Linked DNA regions of Homo sapiens: region 2 is linked to region 1. A link is an interaction called in ENCODE POLR2A ChIA-PET data of the cell type or tissue named here. Cell type or tissue: OCI-LY7. All regions are shown on one strand. Each heading gives the region's core, and the rest is flanking DNA. Links, peaks and the distances in the headings are about the cores only. Region 1 overlaps LAMC1 (laminin subunit gamma 1). Region 2 has its middle 14 kb from the start of LAMC1.

Region 1 (8,000 bases), core at 1-8,000:
AGCCTGGAGAGGTCGAGGCTGCAGTGGGCTGTGATCACACTACTACACTCCAGCCTGGGCAACAGGAGTAACACCCTGTCTCGAAAAAAAAAAAAAAAGCCCACATCAGACAGAACTCTGAGGTAACCCTTTTCTTTTTCATTCTTGCTCAAATGTATCTATAATTTTAATAATCTATCTTGGAAAATACTTTCCGTTAGACAAGAAAAATATAAGCAGTGGGCAAATCTTGTTTCAGTATAATTCTTTTAGTCTTAAGTGGGATTGAGGTTGTGTCTGAATTTGGGAGGAAGTAAAAACTAAATGAGATGAAGGCCAATATATATACCCAAGGTAGATAAATGGAAGAGGTTTCCGTTATGTCTATTCAGTTACCTAGTATTCAGGTAAAGTTTCATTTTTCTTTTTTGCAGCACTAAATAAAAAATTTCCAAGATTTTAAAAATAGACTCCAGTAATTCACAGTAAGATTGGGGATTAAAGGTATAAAACTAACAGATCAGAATGAAAAAGATAACTTTTTCTAACTCATAAAATGTCAAAAATCTCCCATAATAGAATAAAGAGAAAAGGTCTAGCTCTTCCTTCAGTAAGTACTTAGCCTCCTCTTCCTTTATAAAACCTGCAACTCAGGCTCAATATTACTGTACAATTATGTTCATACAGAAAATGTCTTCTCTTCCCCAGGTCCTTACAGACTGCAGCCTTTCACATGCTGACAGTGCCAGCTTTAGACCAGGACCCTGTCAAGAGTGGCAGAACACTTAGTAAACCACTACTAAGTGGCTTTATTGCTTTTGTCTTCTATTCATGTCCAAGGGTGCACACACTGTACGGTAAACTTTTATGATGTATTTTTTAGATAACAGCACTTATTTTACACATGCACATGTCACTCTTAGATTCCAAATACTCAGCATTTCCTGAGTTGTACGTCCCTAAAACTCAAGAGAATAAAAAGTGCTATTAAATTCACTGTTTTTTTGTATAAAAATACTCTATGAACAGAAACTTGTGAATACTTGGTGGCACTAACCTGTCAGTCTGTAAAAGATACATATGACTAATGTTACTATGTATTCCATTTGAATAATTGCATAATTTCATTTTTTTAGAACAGAAAAATAAAGAATATTTTCCATTTCACTTTATGAAGCTAGTATAACTTTGATACCAAATCAGATAAGGGAAAAAGGAGTAAGAAAAATTATAGGTCAACATGTGTAAATCCTGCAAATTAAACCCAGCAATGGATTTTTTTAGTTCCAGAATTACAAGGTTGTTTTCTAATCTATGTAATCTATGCCACTTTTTTGTTGTTTCCAGTGGCCTGATCTTCAAACTTGTCCTTTTTTCTGTTAAGCATACTAAACACAGCTGTAATTTCTATACCTGAAATTTGGGTATCTGCTTCTCTTGTCTATTATTTTGCTAGGTTTTCTTTCATTTATAGCCCTATTTTTTAATGTGCCTAACCATCTTTGACTATGTGCTGGACACTGTATTTTAAAACAGACATACACATATATATGAGTACTTTGAGGCCTAGTATCTTGCTCCAAAACAATGTTCACTTGCTTATACCAGACACCTGGGAGTAACACCAAACTGGCTTGACCTTAACACAAGTTCAAGGCTTGAGTGCCCACTGGGTTACCTAGGTGATGCAAAGCTGGCTCCAACTCTACTCACAGAATGGTGTATTTCTGTTTTCCCTTTACACAGATGATAAAAGCTTTTTAGAGAACAAGCTCAAAGGTTTGGGAGGTTATCAGACCACATATCTTTGAAAGGCCCTGAACTCTGACTCTGTCTCCCCATAAGCCTGCCAAAACCTTTGTTTTTATAGCTATTTCTTTCAGATTGGAAAAGGCATTTAAGGCTTACTTCTGTGGTTCCTAACTTCTCCTAGGTTTACATCCAGAAATCCCTACCTATTTTGTTAGCTGAGATTTTTTTCTTGTCCCACAGACAGACCATTCTAAAAAACCTAGCTGAATATCACCAGAGACAGAAGTAAATCCTCTCCAGCAACATATAGAAGTAAATTTAAAAAGCAAAACTTAAGTCTTAATGCTACTAAAACACCAAGCAATGATGTTACAATGATGTCCAGCTGACTCTGTCCTTTAATCCAGCAGTCCCCAACCTTTTTGGCACCAGGAACCGGTTTCAGGATGATTCAAGCACATTACATTTATTGTGCACTTTATTTCTATTATTATTACATTTGTAATATATAATGAAATAATTATGCAACTAACCATAAAGTAGAATCAGTGGGAGCCCTGAGCTTGTTTTCCTGCAACTAGACGGCCCCATCTGGGGGCAATGGGAGACAGTGACAGATCATCAGGCATTAGATTCTCATAAAGAGCACGCAACCTAGATCCCTCACATGCACATTTCACAACAGGGTTCATGCTCCTATGAGAATCTAATGCTGCAGCTGACCTGACAGAAGGCAGAGCTCAGGCCATAAGGCAAGCAACGGGGAGTGGCTATAAATACAAATAAAGCTTCGCTCGCTTGCCTGCTGCTCCCCTCCTGCTGTGCAGCCCAGTTCCTAACAGGCCACAGACTGGTACCGGTTCGTGGCCCAGGGGTTGGGGACCCCTGTTTTAACCTGCAATACCCAAAAGACATTCATTAATCACACCTCAATAGTCTCTCACAGCTCCCAGTAACAGCAACTTGGAAAAAGTCTCTTCCACCATTTCCCAGCTTCAATTGAGGCATTCGTTCTAGAAGTGACCACACCCATAAAGAAGGGTCTTTGCAAACGGAATACAATGTTGAAAATCTGAGGAAAGAGGGCTCTCTATGAAGCTGGCCTCTAAGGAAGCAGACAGATACATAAGTCAGACAGGACCCTTGGAGTTTAAGATATTCAAAGAGCTGTCTGCAGACCCTGCAACGAACACTTGAATTAAATGTCCCCATGCCTCATCGTCTTTGGAATGTGTTGTAACAAGATTTCATCCATACTCAGAAGCTCACTATGGTCACATTATGACAAACAGTGCCTCCAAATAGCAGACTTAAAAGAATTCAGAAAGTCAAACTACCTATGTGCTATTATTTGTTCTTAGCTCCAAATCAAACAGTTCCTTTAATTTTCAAAAGGTAACTTTTAAAATATGTTTCACAAGGCATAAAAATTCCCCATGTTCACCCAGATATGTGAACCATGACTAGGACCAATTAGCTTCTACTCTAAATACAATTTTTACTGCTCATGGTACTTGTATTTCTATAACATAACACTGCATTAGAGAATACAGAATCATTGTTTCAGAAGTTGACATCTGCAAACCTCTGGTCTCAACATTTTCGTCAACTGGACAGAATATAACCTTGTTTTCCATGTGTTTTGCCTGAACAAAGCTTACCCATCACATGCACCTTCTCCCTAAGGCACACACCTTCTTGTGTTTGGGAACTTAAGACGGCACTTCAGCACTATGCTTGAGGGTCATGTTAGGCAGTGAAATCACCAATAAAAAGGACAGAAATGGGGAAAATACGGCATTAAATAGGCTAAGAAAGTGATATTTATTTACAGCAGTGCAGCTGAAACAAGAAGGCAGAACATCACCTCCTTTTACTTCAGCTGAGCTGTGTGTGTTTCAGGGACTCAAATTTTTCACTGCTCTGCAGATGTCCCAAATGACCACAAACTACCATAAAGATTGATTTCTGTGGTTTCAAAGCTTAGCAAGCAGGCAAACATGCAAATATCAAACCTCCAAATAATGAGGCCGGAATGTAGAGTCACACATGAACCTCAAAGAGCTGTAGACTTGTCTTCCCAGGGCCCAGAAAAACAAAGACAGTACTATGCTTGCTATTATTCTGAATTACAGCTGTATCTGGACACAGCTTCAATTTTCAAGTGAGAAACTCCACAGGGTAATAGCTACAGAACACAGCATCAAGTATTTTCCTCCACCCACGTGTAGACAAAACATCCATACAGGCACAATCCCAAGTTACTCATTGTCTTCCTTTCTGCATCAATCACCAATTTCCTAAGTTGTCAACACACACACAAACACACACATACACACCAAGTTTCATATAGAGAGATGCTTCCTGGATCAGTCTTTAATGGGACTCAAAAAAAAAAAAACAAAAACAAAAAAAACCCAGCTTCCTGACATATAAAACATGATTTCCTAAACAGCAATCTTTAAAAGTGATGTTACTTTGTATAGCGACACAGCAGGTGGCAGGCTGTGATGAAACAGGAAATGAGAACAAATGTCTCCCACACACTCTTGCAGACCACCACAGGGAATACATCAGCACACAATCCTTCATATTTATCATCCAACCAACCATCGTCTGTAGGATTTCTCTTCTTTGAACTCATCCCTACCCACTGCTCAGTTACCCTTACCACCTGTCCAACAATTCTTTCCATATCAACAGAAGAAATTTGCCGAGGTTGACATTACAAGGGGAACTGAGAACTCCCATTTAAGATTTTGAGGAAGACCCTACTGAATTCAAGCAGGAAAAAAAAAATCCCTAAATTAAAGTTTATTTTCTCCTTAAGCCCCAAATAAAAAATATGAGTAAAGTTTTCCTAATTATTAACTAGATACAGCATTTATTCCATTTCTAGTTAAAAAATCTAATAGGAGCTCTTATCTCACCACCCTAGACATTAAATACAAATGGTAGTATATCCTTCAAATCACGGCCCAGATGACAAAGGAAGAACACACAGACATTACCATCACCCACAAAACTGGAAGTATCCCAGGAACATCTGGGCATCCACAAGGCATCCCAGTCATCCAACCTCTGTGACAGGCCAGAGAGATGCCTAAAGAGCCAGGACAGCAGAAGAGGTTCAGCTCTGAACCCCCAACAGAAGCACTAGTTGGTCCCTGTCCCTTTACTTAAAATCATAGCTATTCTAAAGATGGAAGGAATAGAGGAGTTCTCAAGCCTAACTACCTTGTTTATAGGTGAGGAAACAGGCCCAGAGACTAAATAATTTGCAAATATAACTAGTGAATCACAGATTGAACTTTATGACTAGGTATTTACCTTATAAAAGGGCTATGGAAGAATGATTTACTAGGCAATTATGATCAAGTCTAAGAATCTCTTACCTAATTCCACGCACATGCCACAATCTAGCCCATTCATTCATCTGTCCACTCACTCAATCTTTGAGTAATCATTTATGAAGAGACTGTGTGCCGGGCACTGTGCCATCTCAAACTACTTAAAATTATTCAACCGGGCCATTCTTTTTTCAGGCTTGGTGCCTTTGTCCACACTATCTACCTGGAATGCCCTCCCTATCTCTTTCAACACCCACTCCTACTTCAATGATGGTCCACTGGTGCTGGCTACCTGGAGAAGCATTCTAAAAACAGGCTCCTCAGAAAGCAGCACAAGATCAGCAAAGAGACCTGCCAGGGCCAGGGAGGTGCAAGGAGCACCCAGCTCTCCCCTCAGACTCAGCCGATGCTCCTTACTGCTGTTACCACACAACTGTGACATACCAGATGGTCTGGGCTGTATTTCTTTAAGTTGGGGGACTGACTGCATTACATTTCTAACTCCCAAAACAATCTGGTTGGATGCTACAAGAAGGAGGCATTCCCTGACACACTGGACACCCAGACCTCTCTTCAGGCTTTCTGTTTAACTTACCTTTCTCTCCCACAACAAATCCCACTGAAACAACAGAATAAATAGTATAATATACACCTCCAACTAGACTGTAATCTCCTTGAGGATAATGACTTAACTTTTACCTTTCCTGGATCTCCCAGTGCACAGACATAGGACATTACATTTTTTTAATAATTAAGTTTTACATATATTGATGAATAGCTAATCATTTCTCTAGGTTTTACATATATTGATGAACAGCTACTCATCTGTCTAACTTTAAACATGCATTAGCACAACAGTGATAATGAAACTCCCTATTTATTGTTCCCAGACATACACAAGGCTGTTTTGAAAATATGGCAAGAAACAAGTTAAAATGCTTATATGCCATATAAATGGACCCAGAGTCCTGACAATGAACCTAAAACCATTCACTGAGTTCAGATGTTGTTGTAATACACAATATAGCAGGTACAGTAGAGAGTCTGTAATATGAAGTTACATATTGAATTTTAAAACATATACTCCAGGCAGAATTCAACAGTGGAAAACTGTCTCCCACAAAACAAGTCCCTGGTGCCAAAAAGGTTGGGGACCACTGATATAAAGTATATACCTGTGTCACTTTTCTTTCTTTTTTTTTTGAGATGGAGTCTCGCTCTGTTGCCAGGCTGGAGTGCAGTGGCGCGATCTCGGCTCACTGCAACCTTCGCCTCCTGGGTTCAAGCGATTCTCCTGCCTCAGCCTCCCAAGTAGCTGGGACTACAGGCGCCCGCCACCATGCCCGGCTAATTTTTTGTGTTTTTAGTAGCAATGGGGTTTCACCATGTTAGCCAGGATGGTCTCAATCTCCTGACCTCATGGATCCACCCACCTCAGCCTTCCAAAGTGCTGGGATTACAGGCATGAGCTACCGTGCCCAGCCCATGTGTCACTTTTCTAAAAACCTAAAAAAGTCATGAATTGTGAAACACCTCTTGCCTTGAGTGCTGGATATGCAATTAGAGACCTGCAATAATTTGATATCTACTTCATAGAGTTCTTGTGAGGAAAATGAGCATAAAATATGCTTACACATAGTAGGTCCTCATTCAGTGGCTGCTGCTAACTTTCTTAACTAATTTGAAGAACATTAATATCCCTAAACCTTTCTGGTTTGGTTTTCTTCTTCATGCTCACCTAAATAATTAGTAATTTGCTTAGCACAACAAATGAGTACTAGCTTACTGTTTCTTACCTTAGACTGTAATATCCTATGCACTTGAAAATAATTAGTTTACATTTCAAATTCATTTCAGCATTGAGATTGTGTGTATTCTTTACACACACACATACACACACAAAAAAAAACAATACAAAATGGATAACCCATTAACATGTTACATCATCTCAGGCAATAAGATTGTAACAAAGGCCTTTTTTAAAAAAAAGAAATCCATTTTCAATTTGGTACTAAGAAACTCAGTACTACCAGATCCTTTTGATCTAGCCCCTAAGCCTCAGTAGGTCACTCACTAGGAAACAGGCCCTAAGCTCAACTCCCATTATGCTTTGGGAAGCTTGGGTTAATGGACTCCAATCCACTTATTTTCTGGGAGATTTATCCGAAGCCAACAACTATAAATGGTTAAGTCTCTTTTCACCATTCATTTTATTACAGAAGCACCCATGTGAAGCCCTCTAATAATAGATTTTCCAAAGTCCTTTCTGCTATCATGATACTCCCAATACTACAAATATTAAGGTCAATACTGACAAGCCAAAAATAAAAAAATTTTTAAATATATTGACAAGTGGCCAGGCGTGGTGGCTCACATCTGTAATCCCAGTACTTTGGGAGGCCAAGGCAGGTGGATAACGAGGTCAGGAGTTTGACACCAGCCTGGCCAATACAGTAAAACCCTATCTCTACTAAAACTACAAAAAAAAATAGCTGGATGTGGTGGCGTGCGCTTGTAGTCCCAGCTACTCAGGAGGCTGAGGCAGGAGAATTACTTGAACCTGGGAGGCAGAGGTTGCAGTGAGCCAAGATCCTGCCACTGCACTCCAGCCTGGGTGACAGAGCGAGACTCCGTCTCTCAAAAACAACAACAACAACAACAACAACAAAAATATATATGTATATCTATATATATAAGTACAGAACAGCCAATAGGAAACTACTACTGCCAACAAAGAAATGCAAAAAATACAATTTGCAGTTGTGTGGTCAACTTTAGGAGACACACTCATCGTTTTATTAAATTAAAATGAGTGCTTTAAAAATGCAATGACAAAAAAAGAATTCTAAACAAAACTGAAAAATTGTACAGATGAAAGATTTTTTTTAATTTCTGAAAAAAATCCCAGAGCTACTCAAT
Region 2 (9,996 bases), core at 977-8,976, 62 kb after region 1:
ATAGGTTACTTATATGTGTTGCTTAATTTCCAAACATTAGGAGATTTTCTAGTTATCTTTCTTAGTATACTGTTTGTTATTACTATATATTGTTATTTAAAAGTAAATAACTGGGACTCGATTTTCTTCCTTGCATGGATCATGGAGTCTGTCCTAGCTGTGCTTTAGAGAGATGAGAAGAAAGACTCAGTGGTTTGAACAAATTGGAAAAGGAGGGCTGGCACCAGAACCTGTCTGACCCACTACTCTGAGGAGCTACTATAGAAGTAGCAATGGTCTTTCAGTGGCAAAAAAGAATAATCAGAATCAATGCCTTGAAATTGAGTAGCAACCCCTGGTTCCTGGACTTACCATGATATGGGGACCTAAAAAAGGAAAGACATTCTTATAATAAGCAGGATAGATATTTGGAGTCATATTACTACTAAAAATATGTGACCTTAAGTTATTCTCCAAGCTAGTGAAACAGGAAATAATATTTTTCATTTGACAGCATACTTATCATTTCACACTGTGTTTGATATTTAGGAGACATATATATAATTTAGTCTCTCTAATGTGAAAATAATACCCATTGCTAATATTCACTCACCACTTACTGTATGTTGGGCACTCTTCTATGACTTTTGTCTCTATTATTTTAGTTAGTGCTCGTATTTGTTATTATCCCCATTTTCAGATGAAGAAACTAAAGTGCCGTGATTTTAAGTAGCTTCTCCAAGGTCATTCAGCTGCTGGTGAAGGCTGGATTCAAACTGGGGATGTCTGACATTAGAGTCAATGTTCTTACCCCTTATGTACAACAATAACAAATACTTATTTGGAGTTTGTAGCAATGACATTTTAAGTGCTCAGTGTATGTTAACTTATTTAATCATTGCAATAATCCTATGAGATATATAGTTTTAGTATCATCCCATTTTATAAGTGAGAAAACAGAGGCATAGGAAGATTTAGTAACTTAGGATTATACTGCTAATAAGTGGCAGAGCTGAGATTCAGACACGGGCAGTCTGGCTGCAGTCTCTGTCTTCACCATTACATAATACTGCCTCTCAAATTATATTGACTTATCAAAGACACAGCAAGTGTCAAACATCGGTTCATGTGTATGTTGTCATACTATCAGTCACAAATTAACATTCACCTAGGTTTGATATCTATGTCCAAAATAACAAAACATTAATCTTTGAATGGATGTTTTGCTAATAAATAATATCTTCATAAAGTTTTTTTGAATTTCTAAAATGTAAAAACATAATTTATAGGCATAATAGAAATAACCTACAAACAATAATGTTGATAAATATCATTAAACAAAAATACATGTATTCTCAGTTTGTATTCTGTGGCAAAAATGAATCACTGTTGTAGATAAGATCAGCTCAGGGAAATAAAAATTCAATTTCCATTAATTTATGCACACAGATTATTTCTTCCATGGCTGCAATCTGAATTATTAAAGTTAAAACTTAAACTTTAATGTTAAACCACTCAAGGACTTCATAAATATGCTGCGGAGACAAGGCTTATTCAATGTTAGTTCCACGGGAAGGAAAAAAGGGTCCATTTTTATCCAAGTCCAGAGACAGGATGGCCATACTCAAGTAAGCTTACTGGCAGCAAAGCCAAAGAATCCTCTCCCCAAACATCACATTTTAAAAACTGTTCAGCAAATTATACAGTCCTTCAATTGTAATGGAAAGTGGCTCACACCTGTAATCCTAGCACTTTGGGAGGCCGAATTGGGTGGATCACATGAGTCCAGGAATTTGAGACCAGCCTGGGCAACATGGCAAGACCCAGTCTCTACTAAAAATACAAAAAAAAAAAAAAATAGCTGGGCATAGTGGCGCATGCCTGTAGTCTCAGCTACTCGGAAGGCTAACGTGGGAGGATTGCTTGAGCCTGGGAAGCAAAGGTTGCAGTGAGCCAAGGTTGTGCCACTGCACTCCAGCCTGGGCAACAGAGTGAGACCCTGTCTCAAAAAATTTCTTTTTTAGTTTTTGAAAAAATTTTAAAATGTTAGTGTGCCAGGTATAAGACTTTAAATCCTTTATCCAATCATTTTTTTACTGCGGTAATGATAATTTCCTACTAACCTTTCACCTCTTGTCTTTGGTGTATGTTTACTATATCCATTTGTTATCCACACAGGATATGCTTTTCCAAAGCAAGGATTGCTACTGACTCAAACTGAATTTATGGAAAGGTCATTCCAGGAAGTAACTTGACATCAGAGAACTCACTGAATACAAGAATGACATTTTCATTCAAAGAGCTGGATGACTTTTTGGATGTCCAGTTTATACGAGCATCCACAGAATTTTTCAGGCATAAAGCACCCTTGTCTTATTTTTAATAGCATCTGAACATTTGTGCTAATGGAAGCATTGATCACTTATTCTGGAATGAGTTGTGGAAAGGACAATCTGAATAGAAAAGAATTCTGTGACATCATTGCAGCTTTAGCGAAGAAAATAATCCAGCCTATAAAGCAGGAATTCAGTATAATCACTACATAAGGCAAGTAAACAAAAAATATTTCAAAGGTTTTGAAACTTTAAGCCCAAAAATAAAATGATCACCCTCAAAGAATTCTTCTTAGTGTTTCACAAAATAAACAGCCCATGAACATTCAGCAAGATCAAAGCAAATTGCTAAATTTGGGGACATGATAATCAGCAAAATATTTTTAAAAGTAACTCCGTGACCGGGAACTCATGCCTGTAATCCCAGCAGTTTGGGAGGTCGAGGTGGGCAGATCACTTGAGGCCAGGAGTTTGAGATCAGCCTGGCCAACATGGTGAAACCCCTTCTCTACTAATAATACAAATATTAGCTGGGCATGGTGGTGCGTGCCTGTAATCGCAGCTACTCACTCAGGAGGCTGAGGTAGGAGAACCGCTTGAACCGGGGAGGCAGAGGTTGCAGTGAGCCAAGATTGTGCCACTGCACTCCAGCCTGGGTTACAGAGTGAGATTCTGTCTCAAAAAATAAATAAATAGATAGATAAAAGTAACTCCCTGGAAATTGGCACCATGGCAATAACCAACAGCCAGAAGTGCTTCAAGAAAAAAAAAAGAACTTCAAATTATTGTTATGGACTGAATGTTTCTGTCCCCTCCAAAATTCATACATCAAAGCCCCAACTCCTAATGTGATGGTATTTGTGAGAGGGAGATTTTGGGTGACAATTAGGGTTAGATGGGTGTTGCGGGAAGTCAGGGACCCCAAACAGAGGGACTGGCTGAAGCCATGGCAGAAGAACGTGGATTGTGAAGATTTCATGGACATGTATTAGTTCCCCAAATTGATACTTTTATTATTTCTTATGCCTGTCTTTACTGCAATCTCTAAGCATAAATTGTAAAGATTTCATGGACACTTATCACTTCCCCAGTCAATACCCTTGTGATTTCCTATGCCTGTCTTTACTTTAATCTCTTAATCCTGTCAGCTGAGGAAGATGTATGTCTCCTCAGGACCATGTGATAATTGCATTAACTGCATAAATTGTACAGCATGTGTGTTTGAGCAATATGAAATCTGGGCACCTTGAAAAAAGAACAGGATAACAGCGATTGTTCAGGGAATAAGAGAGATAACCTTAAACTCTGACCGCTGGTGAGCCGGGCGGAACAGAGCCATATTTCTCTTCTTTCAAAAGCAAATGGGAGAAATATCGCTGAATTCTTTTTCTCAGCAAGGAACATCCCTGGGAAAGAGAATATACGCCTGGGGGTGGGTCTCTGAACTGGCCCCCCTGGGCATGCCCATCTCTTATTGTCGAGACTGCAGGGGTGAAATAGACCCGTCTCCCATAGCGCTCCCAGGCTTATTAGGAAGAGGAAATTCCCGCCTAATAAGTTTTGGTCAGACCGGTTGATCTCAAAACCCTGTCTCCTGATAAGATGTTATCAATGACAATGGTGCCCGAAACTTCATTAGCAATTTTAATTTCGCCTCGGTCCTGTGGTCCTGTGATCTCGCCCTGCCTCCATTTGCCTTGTGATATTCTATTACCTTGTAAAGTACTTGATGTCTGTGACCCACACCTATTCACACACTCCCTCCCTTTGAAAATCCCTAATAAAAACTTGCTGGTTTTTGCAGCTTGTGGGGCAGCACGGAACCTACCGACATGTGATGTCTCCCCTGGATGCCCAGCTTTTAAATTTCTCTCTTTTGTACTCTATGCCTTTATTTCTCAAGCTGGCTGATGCTTAAGGAAAATAGAAAAGAACCTACGTGAATATCGGGACAGATTCCCCGATAGATGGGGCCATGAGGGAGGGGCCCTATTTTGATGAGATTAGTGCCCTTATAAAATGAGGCACCGGAGAGCTGGCTCTCTCCACCATGTGAGGACACAGTAAAAAGGAGGCTGTCTACAAACCAGGAAGAGAGCCCTCACCAGGAATCCAATTGGCTGGCACCCTTATCTTAGACTTCCAGCCTCCAGAACTGTGAGAAAATATGTTTCCGTGTTTAAACCACCCAGTCTATGGTACTTGATGTGGCAGCCCAAACTGACTAATACAATTGTTAAAAACTACCTTCCAGATTTCAGTAGACACAAAATGAACCAGCAACATCTCAGAGATTGTGACCCTTTGTGTGTACAAAAGATGAGCCCGCTTTTTTTCTAAATCAGTGTGGAAACTAAAAGTAAAAGTAAGTTATATCCTAAAATGCCAAAGTTTGTCATAATCCAGTAATCACTGCCCTCTAAAATACGCCATTAAAAGTAGCTCCTTAGTAACTCAGTAAAGTTCAAGTAATTAATCACAACAACAAAATGCCAAAATCCTGTGTGCCTATAGCTCTAAGGTATATTTCAGCTCTGAAATGCTATAATTTTATGTATTTGATATTTAATTTTAGTAATTATAAGAATGGATTTTCTTTGCCCAATGTGTATGACATTTGAACATTTTCATGGAGATTAGGTGTACAAACTAAGAATAGTACTTTTCCCTTATTTTGTGTATAGGATCATTTTAAGCAACAGGATAGCTTTACCATTATTCTGAAATACTGGAATATTTCTTATGCTGGAACTTCCTTCTTAAGACACTCATTATAAAGACATCATGCTGGGTATGGTGGCTCATGCCTGTAATCCCAGCACTTTGGGAGGCCATGGCAGGCGGATCACCTGAGGTCAGGAGAACAAGACCAGCCTGGCCAACATGGTGAAATTCCATCCCTACTAAAAATACAAAAATTAGCTGGCATGGTGGTGCATGCCTTTAGTCCCAGCTACTCAGGAGGCTGAGGTGAGAGAATTGCTTGAACCCGGGAGGCAGAGGTTGCAGTGAGCCGAGATCATGCCATTGTCCAGACTGGGTGACACAGTAAGACTCCTATCTCAATTTAAAAATTAAAAAAAAAAAAAAAAGGGCCGGGCAAGGTGGCTAATGCCTGTAATCCCAGCACTTTGAGAGGCCGAGGCAGGCAGATCACGAGGTCAGGAGATCAAGACCATCCTGGCCAACAAGATGAAACTCCGTCTCTACTAAAAATACAAAAAATTAGCTGGGCGTGGTGGTGCGTGCCTGTAATGCCAGCTACTCAGGAGGCTGAGGCAGGAGAATCGCTTGAACCAGGGAGTCAGAGGTTGCAGTGAGCTGAGATCACGCCACAGCACTCCAGCCTGACAGAGCGATACTCCGTCTCAAAAAAAAAAAAAAGACATCATATCAATGTCTCTTGAGCACATGAAAGAATCATTGTCATCAGGCTGTCCCCTTGATTGGTCTTATGCACCATCCTTAGTTATATAGTTACATGGCAGCACTGAGGCTACAGAGAATGGAGTGTTTCCCACTGCCACAGCAGAACTGCCAAGCAAGGAGTCCCTCTTAGCAGCAGAACAGGGCCATGACCAGTGACATACAAAGAATACATCTGCAGGTATGCCTGACTTCATTCAGATAGTATGTTTCTTATATTCCAGATTACCTGAAGTTAAAGACCAATTTTTTTTTTTTTTTTTTGAGACGAAGTCTCCCTCTGTCGCCCAGGCTAGAGTGCAGTGGCACGATCTTGGCTCACTGCAACGTCTGCCTCCTGGATTCAAGCAATTCTCTTGCCTCAGCCTCCCAAGTAGCTGGGATTACAGTTGCATGCCACCACACCCAGCTAATTTTTGTGTTTTTAGTAGAGACTAGTTTTACCATGTTGGCCAGGCTGGTCTTGAACTCCTGATCTCAGGTGATCCGCCCACCTTGGCCTCCCAAAGTGCTGGAATTACAAGTGTGAGCCACTGCGCCCGGCCAGATAAATCAAATCTTAACATTAACTTATTTCTAATAAGTAAATGCAATTTACCTCGGATATTGTGGGTTTTCAATACAATTTAAAAGAACATTAGAGAAACTTATTTTTCTTCTCCATTTTTGTTTTTAATGTGTCTTACATATATCAAAGTCCTGTTAAGTATGATTGACTGAGTTGTTACTTTGGGAGACTGAGGCAGGCAGATCACCTGAGGTCAGGAGTTTGAGGCCAGGCTGGCCAACATGGCGAAACCCTGTCTATACTAAAAATACAAAAATTAGCTGGGTGTGGTGGCACATGCCTGTAGTCCCTCCTACTCCGGAGACTAAAGCAGAAAAGTTGCTTGAGCCTGGGAGGTGGAGGTTGCAGTGAGCTGAGATCCTGTCACTGCACTTCAGCCTGGGTGACAGAGTGAGACTCTGTCTTAAATAAATAAATACATACATATATACATACATATATACATGAAAGTATGATTGACTGAGTTGTTAAAAAAAAATGAATCTTGGGATAGAGCCCAGCAAAATTAAGACAATGAACACCAAACACCTTGTACCTCTGACTCAAGCCTTAGAAGCCTCCCCAAAGTTCATTTCTCCCTCCAGGCAAAGCCAGGATCCATTCCAGTATCTGTCTGTTGAGAATTTCTCCCATCCAGCTTTCACTCTTACAAGCTAACTCTTGCCAATCCTTCAATAAAATCAGTGATCTCTAAATGCAGAACACCATGCTAAGTACCTGGAGGTTACAGGTATGAGGAGAGGGAAGAGTTTCCAAACAAATAGGGATCGTGGTTTCAACTGTAGGGGAATCTATAATTTAGTCTAGAAGATAGAGTATATAAGTGTAAAAATTATTCAAGCACATTTACAAAATAACAAAAGCTTAAGTCATATTATATAACTCAAATGTATAAAGCGGGTATGAATTAATATGCAAAGGGCTTCCACCCCCAATGAATGAGTGAATAAATCAGCCATGAATTAGAATTTTAAAGGTTGCAAGGATTGTGGGCTAGCATAAAGGAAAGGAAAGAGTGTTGCAAGTAAAAATATATGCTGATAAAATATTTCAGAATGTATGGAAAAATTCATACCTGCTTGAAGATATGTGGTTGCTTATCTATTCAGTAAACTCCTATTGACTATATACTATTTTCCCTGTATTCATTCATTCATTCATTCAACAAATACTTATTTACTGCCTGTTTTGTGTCAGAAGCTGGAAATATAGCAGTGAATAGGCAAGACAGGGCTATGCTATGCCCTGAACACACTTGAAATTTAATGAGGAGGACAAAAATTTAAATAAACAATTAAAATAAAGTAAGATGGCATATGATATAAGAAATACAGCCACTACTGGAAATTATTGAAAGGAATACTAAATGCTAAACAACTGGTAATTATTTAAGCATGGAAATAATATGATCATATTTGTAAATTTTAAAAAAACATTTATCTTATTGCAAAAAAAAATGAATCACAAAGAAGTAATAGAAGAGAGCTATTTAGACAGCTGGTCAGCAAAAGAAACAATTATCAGATTAAACAGACAACTCACAGAATGAGAGAAAATATTTGCAAACTGTGCATCCAACAAAGGACTAATATCCAGAATCTACAAGGAACTCAAACAAATCGGCAAGAAAAAAACAAATAATCCCATCAAAAATTGGGCAAATGACATGCATAGACACTTCTCAAAAGAAGATGTATAAATGGTCAACAAACATATGAAAAAGTTATTAACATCGCTAATCACAGAAATGCATATTAAAACCACAATGAGATACCACCTTACCCCAGCCAGAATGATCATTATTAAAAAGCTAAAAAACTGGTCAGGCACAGTGGCTCACGCCTGTAATCCCAGCACTTTGGGAGGCCAAGGCGGGCGGATCACCTGAGGTCAGGAGTTTGAGATCAGCCTGGCCAAAATGGTGAAACCCCGTCTCTGCTAAAAATACAAAAATTAGCTAGGCATGGTGGCGCACACCTGTAATCTCAGCTACTCGGGAGGCTGAGGCAGGAGAATCGCTTGAACCCAGAAGATGGAGGTTGCAGTGCACTGAGATCTCACCATTGCACTCCAGTCTGGGCTACAGAGTGACATTCCATCTCAACAACAAAAACAAAGTTTTCTTTCTTTTTTTTTTTTTTGAGACAGAGTCTTGCTCTGTTGCCCAGGCTGGAGTGCAGTGGCACAATCTCGGCTCACTGCAAGCTCCACCTCCCGGGTTCACGCCATTCTCCTGCCTCAGCCTCCCAAGTAGCTGGGACTACAGGTGCCCACCACCACGCCCAGCTAATTTTTTGTATTTTTAGTAGAGACGGGGTTTCACCGTGTTAGCCAGGATGGTCTCGATCTCCTGACCTCGTGATCTGCCCGCCTCGGCCTCCCAAAGTGCTAGGATTACAGGAGTGTGCCACCGCACCCAGCAGAAAAAAAAAAAGTTAAAAAACAATAAATGTTGACATGGGTGTGATGAAAAGGGAATGCTTATACACTGCTAGTGGGAATGTAAATTAGTACAACCTCCATGGAAAACAGTATGGAGATTTCTTAAAGAACTAAAAGTAGACCTACCATTCAATCCAGCAATTCCAATCCTGGGTATCTACCCAAAGGAAAAGAAGTCACATCGAAAAGACACTGCACACATATGTTTATCGCAGCACAATTCACAATTGCAAAGATATGGAACCAACCTAAGTGCCCATCAACCAATGAATGAATAAAGAAAATGTGGTCTGTATACACCATGGAATACTACTCAGCCATAAAAAGGAACACAATTACGTCTTTTGCAATGAATTGGGTGGAGCGGGAGGCCATTATTCTAAGTGAAGTAACTCAGGAGTGGAAAACCAAATACTGCATGTTCCCACTTATAAATAGGAGCTAAGCTATGGGTACCCAAAGGCATACTGGGTGGTATAATGGACTTTGAAGACTCAGAAAGGGAATGAGTGGGAGTGGAAAGAGGGATTTAAGAAAAAACTACATATTGGGTTTAATGTACACTACTCGGGTGACAGGTGCACTAAAATCTCAGACTTCACCCCTATACAATTCATCTGTGTCACCAAAAACCACTTATACCCCAAAAGCTATTGAAGTTAATATACATATATATTTACCTAATAATGTTACATATGTGTGTATAAAAAGAAAGCTTATATATGTGCATGTGTGTGTGTGTGTATATACATATATGTCTCTATATGTGTGTGTGTGTGTGTGTGTGTATATATATATATATAAATATAAAGAAAGCTGGTGGCTACCACTCCAGTAAGAGGTAGAAAGTGATGAATGAGAGAATGGAGAAACATGGCAAACTTAAGATATACTTGGGAGGTAGAATAAGAACCTCCAAGGTATTTTCTGGCTTTAGAAGCTTGAAAAGACGTAAGAAATATACTTCTATATTCTGGATTGAGTGACTGGGTTAGTGATGATGCCATTTACTGAGATTAGAAGCACTGGAAGGAGAACAGGTTTGGAAATTAAGTTTGAAGATGCAGAGTCCAGTTTTCAAGTTCAATTTTCTTTATAATACTGTGTTAGATGCTAAATAAGGTGTAGTGCCTGACCTTGGGGTTAACAATACAGAATAATATCCATTATTATAGTTTTGTAAAACAAAAGGCTAAATAGAGATATGTAGGATGTTGAGTTAGGCTGGTTAGGGGAGTTTACACTGCG

The links. ChIA-PET counts read pairs that join two places held together with the same protein. Peaks named below come from ENCODE experiments on the same cell type or tissue, not always from the same donor. Only the 100,000 strongest peaks of a DNase experiment are listed, where the experiment ranks them.
Region 2: POLR2A ChIA-PET joins it to region 1 with 24 read pairs; 4 of 35 experiments call an interaction of 5 or more read pairs at or near these places.

The regions. Positions count from the first base shown.
Region 1 is chr1:183,067,225-183,075,224 of GRCh38, reverse strand. All of the region lies in intron 1 of LAMC1 (laminin subunit gamma 1), which reads right to left. Among named protein-coding and RNA genes, the nearest start is that of LAMC1, 48 kb to the right of the region's middle. RefSeq lists a silencer at 677-971 and enhancers at 4,296-4,345, 4,356-4,425. In OCI-LY7, for the core only: a CTCF peak has its summit at 3,640; DNase peaks (open chromatin) are centred at 3,694 and 4,224; H3K4me3 peaks cover 1,729 bases; H3K27ac peaks cover 1,313 bases.
Region 2 is chr1:183,004,690-183,014,685 of GRCh38, reverse strand. No RefSeq gene overlaps it. Among named protein-coding and RNA genes, the nearest start is that of LAMC1, 14 kb to the left of the region's middle. In OCI-LY7, for the core only: no CTCF peak of the experiment used is centred there; no DNase peak of the experiment used is centred there.